Regions from separate parts of the Homo sapiens genome. Here region 1 is linked to region 2. The links are chromatin loops, found by intact Hi-C in ENCODE. Cell type or tissue: heart right ventricle. All regions are shown on one strand. Each heading gives the region's core, and the rest is flanking DNA. Links, peaks and the distances in the headings are about the cores only.

Evidence for each region. Hi-C counts contacts between places; a loop is a spot of excess contacts. Peaks named below come from ENCODE experiments on the same cell type or tissue, not always from the same donor. Only the 100,000 strongest peaks of a DNase experiment are listed, where the experiment ranks them.
Region 1: it touches region 2 in a loop (14-fold over the local background); 101 of 110 quality-filtered maps call a loop at or near these places.

What each region holds. Positions count from the first base shown.
Region 1 is chr16:69,148,707-69,151,616 of GRCh38, reverse strand. It overlaps UTP4 (UTP4 small subunit processome component), which reads right to left. Exons shown (of 17, transcript NM_032830.3): 7 at 909-1,080; 8 at 713-804. Among named protein-coding and RNA genes, the nearest start is that of UTP4, 18 kb to the right of the region's middle. In heart right ventricle, for the core only: CTCF peaks have their summits at 1,082 and 1,281 (motif pointing left); a DNase peak (open chromatin) is centred at 1,258.
Region 2 is chr16:69,285,392-69,288,301 of GRCh38, reverse strand. All of the region lies in intron 5 of SNTB2 (syntrophin beta 2), which reads right to left. Among named protein-coding and RNA genes, the nearest start is that of VPS4A, 25 kb to the left of the region's middle. In heart right ventricle, for the core only: CTCF peaks have their summits at 955 and 1,159 (motif pointing right); a DNase peak (open chromatin) is centred at 781; H3K27ac peaks cover 678 bases.

The sequences.
Region 1 (2,910 bases), core at 322-2,821, 140 kb after region 2:
TGGGCACAGTGGCTCACGCCTGTAAGCCCAGCACTTTGGGAGGCCGAGGCGGGCGTATCACGAAGTCAGGAGATCAAGACCATCCTGGTTAACACAGTGAAACCCCACCTCTACTAAAAATAAAAAAATTAGCCGGGCGTGGTGGTGGGCACCTGTAGTCCCAGCCACTCGGAAGGCTGAGGCAGGAGAATGGCATGAACCTGGGAGGCGGAGCTTGCAGTGAGTGGAGTCGCACCACTGCACTCCAGCCTGGGCGACAGAGAGAGACTCAGTCTCAAAAAAAAAAAAAAAGAAAAAAAAAGGACCACAAAGCTGAGCGTGGTGGCTCACACTTGTAATACCAGCACTTTGGGAGGCTGAGGCGGGCAGATCACCTGAGGTTGGGAGTTCCGAGATCAGCCTGACCAACATGGAAAAACCCAGTCTCTACTAAAGATATAAAATTAGCTGAGCGCGGTGGCGCATGCCTGTAATCCCAGCTACTCGGGAGGCTGAGGCAGGAGAATCGCTTGAACCCGGGAGGTGGAGGTTGTGGTGAGCCGAGATCGCGCCATTGCACTCCAGCCTGGGCAACAAGAGCAAACTCTGTCTCAAAAAAAAAAAAAAAGTCCTACAAATTTGCCGAGCGTGAGCTGTGTTCAGAGCTTGTGGGACAGGGGGACACAGGGATGGGGAGATGAGGGGTTAGCAGGGGCTTGGAATGGACACTTACGTGGGGAAAGGTGATTTTTCGGAGAGCGGCATCGTAATTCTTTACTTCCACCTTCTCCATGAGAGGACGAAAGACTAAGTGGGTGTCAGTGCCTGGGAAAGCAGGGGAGAAGGTGTACAGAATTAGAAGTCATCCTCACGAGAACAGCCAGAACTGGGCAGGGTAAAGCAGCAGCCTCACCAGAGGGGGAACCCACCTCCAGATATCAGCGCTGTTGGGCTGTGGGCCACAGTGCGCACGTCATGAGTGTGATGCTGGAACGGTTTTGTCCGCACCCACTGCTTCTCACTGCTGTTAGATGTCACAGGGACCAGCTGAAAATGGAAGACTGTTCCCTCGGCTGTGCCCACCACGAAACTGTCTTCTTGCTGAGGAATTAAATCATGAGGGAGGTACACGTAAGCAAAACAAGGTCTGGTTGGAAAAATATTCCGAGGCTTTCTGTCTCAGCAGCTTAGGGGTAAACCTATGCCCAGAATCAGTAGGAAAGTTACAAGGGTCTTTTCCTTCCAGAAGCTAAGGATTCCATCAAAGGAGCAAGCTCAGACACTGGTAACAATGCGCCCCCTACTGACAAAATTAACGTCTACAGTACAGCAACGCTTCATATACCCAACATAGATCTCCTTAGAATAGCATTGAGAGAGAGAAAATACCTAGGACCTACTTGAGAAATTTAAATCCTTCGAAAGAACATAAGAGAAAACCTAACAAAGAAATTCATATCATGTTATTTAATACGAATATTTAACATGATCAAGTTATTATCACTAAAGAAATGTATTAAACCAATAAAAATACTGAAAATCCTTTATTTGGAACTAGAACAGGTGTTTCTTAATAACGTTTATTTCATTAAAAATATCCAAGAAACATCAGCCAGGCATGGTGGCTCACTCCTATAATCCCAGCACTTTGAGAAGCTGAGCTGGGTGGATCACTTGAGGCCAGGAGTTTGAGACCAGCCTGGCCAACATGGTGAACCCCGTCGCTACTAAAAATACAAAAATTAGCTGGGCGTGGTGGCGCATGCCTGTAATCCCAACTATTTGGACGGCTGAGGCACGAGAATCACTTGAACCTGGGAGGCAGAGGTTGCAGTACGCCAAGATCGCACCACTGCACTCCAGCCTGGGCAACAGGGCGAGACTCTGGCTTAAAAAAAGAAAAAAAAATGCAAGAAACACCAATAAAAAAGTTTCTTAAATAAACAAGGTGGGCAGAGCAGCACAAACCTGTAGTCCCAGCTACTCAGGAGACTGGGTAGGAGGATCACTTGAGCCCAGAAGTTGGAGACCAGTCTGCACAACATAGTGAGACCTCATCTTTTTTTGTTTGTTTGTTTGTATTTTTTGAGACGGAGTTTCGCTCTGTCACCCAGGCTGGAGGGCAGTGGCATGATCTCGGCTCACTGCAACCTCTGCCGTCCCGGGTTCAAGAGATTCTCCCACCTCAGGCTCCCAAGTAGCTGGGATTACAGGCACACACCACCACACCCGGCTAATTTTTGTTTTTGTTTTTTTTGAGACAGAGTTTCACTCTTGTCGCCCAGGCTGGAGTGCAATGGCGCGATCTCAGCTCACCACAACCCCTGCCTCCTTGGTTCAAGCCATTCTTCTGCCTCAGCCTCCTGAGTAGCTGGGATTACAGGCGTGCGCCACCATGCCTGGTTAATTTTTGTATTATTAGTAGAGATGGGGTTTCACCATGTTGTCCAGGCTGGTCTCAAACTCCTGACCTAGGGGATATACCCTCCTCGGCCTCCCAAAGTGCTGGGATTACAGGTGTGAGTCACCGTGCCCAGGCTTGTATTTATTTTTCAGTATAGACAGGGTTTTACCACGTTTGCCAGGCTGGTCTCAAACTCCTGACCTCAGGTGATCCGCCCGCCTCAGCCTCCCAAAGTCTCATCTTTAAAAAGAATGAAAGAAATAAACAAGAAAAAACAAAACAAAACAAAAAAACACAACTCACAACACAAAAAACCCAAACAAGAGTAGTAATGTGGCTAGATGTGATGGCTCACATCTGTAATCCCGCACTTTGGAAGGCAGGAGAATCACTTCAACCCAGGAATTTGAGACCAACCTGGGCAACATAGTGAGACTGCATCTCTACAAAAAATGTTAAAAACTTAGCCTGGTGGTGCATGCCTGTAGTCCCAGCCACTTGGGAGGCTGAGGTAGGATTGCTCGAGC
Region 2 (2,910 bases), core at 148-2,647:
AGCTTTAACCTGAAAAATGAAATTTAGCTGCTAGACACCAAAGAAACAACATGAACTAAAAAATGCTGAAAATCCAAGTTGCACTCTTGATTTTGGGAAGCATATCCCCTTGAATTCTTGAGGACAATACAGTGACCCCAGATGGTAGCAACGGCATGAATGTGTTGGCCTGACCCCTCGACTGCCCACAGGAACACAGAGCATCCCAGTGTGATTCTGGTGTAAGCCACCGTGCCTCACCTCCAATACTGTATTTTTTTTTAAACCTCATTTACTCTTTTTTTTTTCAATAGAGATGAGGTTTCACCATGTTGCCCAGGCTGGTCTTGAACTTCTGGGCTCAAGTGATCCGCCCACCTCAGCCTCCCAAAGTACTGGAATTACAAGCGTGAACTACCGTGCTTGGCCCAATGCATATACATATATATATATATATATTTTTTGAGACAGAGTTTCCCACTGTTGCCCAGGTTGGAGTGCAGTGGTGTGATCATAGCTCACTGCAGACTCCGCCTCCCAGGTTCAAGCAATTCTTGTGCCTCACCATCCCGAGTAGCTGGGACTTAAGGCATGTGCCACTATGCTCAGCTAATTTTTGTATTTTTAGTAAAGACGGGGTTTCACTATGATGGCCAGGCTGGTCTCGATCTGGCCTCAAGTGATCTGCCTGCCTCAGTCTCCCAAAGTGCTGGGACTACAGGCATAAGCAACCGCTTCCAGCATTTCTATTTTTGGAAACAGTCTCACTCTATCTCCCAGCTTGGAGTGCAGTGGCGCAATCCTGGCTTGTTGCAATCTCCACCTCCCGGGTTCAAGCAATTCTCATGCCTCGGCCTCCTGAGTAGCTGGGATTATAGGCGCCTGCCACCACTCCTGGCTAACTTTTGTATTTTTAGTAGATATGGGGTTTCACGATGTTGGCCAGGCTAGTTTGGAACTCCTGACCTCAAGTGATCTGCCCTCCTTGGCCTCTCAAAGTGCTGGGATTACAGGCATGAGCCACCGCGTCCGGCCCCAGCCTGTATTTTTAAATAAAGGTTTTCATTTTGTCCAAAGCCAAAAACAATTTAAAAAAAAAGAAAAAAATTTGCAAATATCTACATGTATACATATATGTAAATATATATAAAAAACAATACTCCAAATTCATGACAACTAACCACAAGAGGGCGCTTCCACAATGGAAAGAAACCAACCTTATTTCCTTTAGATACTTATTTGAGTAAGTGTTGGGCACACATTTTCAAACTTTTGTAGAGTAACTCCTATTTCAAATCCTTTATTTTTCCATAGCCATAAACTTGCTAGATACTCATCTTTTAAGGGCGCCTATCCACAACTTAGATTTCAATCTTCTTAACTGGAGAGTCCATGTATCTAGTACTTGGTAAATGAGTCCTTACATTATTTTTTCTTTTAAGAGACAAGGTCTCACTATGTTGTCCAGGCTGGAGTACAGTGGCTATTCACAGGCTTGATCATTGTGCACTACAGCCCTGAAATGGGCTCAAGCAATCTTCCTACCTTAGCCACCTGAGCAGCTGAGACTACAGTGTGTGCCACTATGTCTGGCTTTTTTTTTTTTTTTCATTTAATTAAATTTATTTATTTATTTTGAGACAGGTTCTGGCTCCCATCACCCAGGCTGGAGTGCCATGGCACTACCATAGCTCACTGCAGCCTTGAGTTCCTGGGCTCAGGTGATCCTCCTACCTCAGCCTCCTGAGTAGCTGGGGCTACAGATGTGTGTCACCACTCCCAGCTAAATTTTTGTATTTTTAGTAGAGATGAGGTTTCACCACTTTACCCAGGCTGGTCTCAAACTCCTGGGCTCAAACAATGCGCCAGCCTTAGCCTTCCAAAGTGCAGGGATTACAGGCATGAGCCAGTGTACCCAGCTTCATTTTTCATTGTAGAGATGGGGTCCTCAATATATTGCTCAGGCTGGTCTTAAAACTCCTGGCCTCAAGCAATCCTCCTGCCTCAGCCTCCTAAGTAGCTGGAATTACTGGCTAGTTCTTACACTACTAAATGCAGATTAAATGACAACTGGCCTGGCACAGTGGCTTGTGCCTATAATCCCAGTTACTCAGGAAGCTAAGACCAGAGAATAGCTTGAAGCCAGGAGTTGAGACCAGCCTGGGCAACACAGTAAGACCTCATCTCTAAAAAAATAAATAAATAAACCGAAGACCAGGCGTGGTGGCTCACACCTGTAATCCCAGCACTTTGGGAGGCCAAGGTAGGCGGATCACCTGAGGTCGGTGGATCACCTGAGGTCAGAAGTTCAAGACCAGCCTGGCCAATATGGTGAAACCCTGTCTCTACTAAAAATACAAAACTTAGCTGGGTATGATGGCAGGTGCCTGTAATCCCAGCTATTCAGAAGGCTGAGGTGGGAGAATAGCTTGTACCTGGGAGGCGGAGGTTGCAGTGAGCTGAGATCATGCCACTGCACTCCAGCCTGGGCGACAGAGTGAGACTCCATGTCAAAAAAATAAATAAGTAAACTGAAAAGGCCAGGTGCCACTGCCTGGAATCCCAGCACTTTGGGAAACTGAGGCAGGAGGATCTCTTGAGGCCAAGAGTTTGAGACCAGCCTGGGCAACAAAGCGAGGCCCATCTCTACTTAAAAAAAAAAAATTTTTTTTTTAATTAGCTGGGTGCTGTGGTGGGCACCTGTAGTCCCAGCTACTCGGGAGGCTTGAGGGAGGATCACTTAAACACAGGAGAGTTCAAGGCTGCAGTGAGCTCGGATCATGTCACTGCACTCCAGCCTGGGTGACAGAGCTAGACCCTGTCTCTTTAAATAAATAAATAAATAAATAAATAAATAAATAAATAAATAGAAGCTCAAAGCTGCTGCAGTGAGCTATGATGGATCATGCCACTGGACTCCAGCCTGGGTGA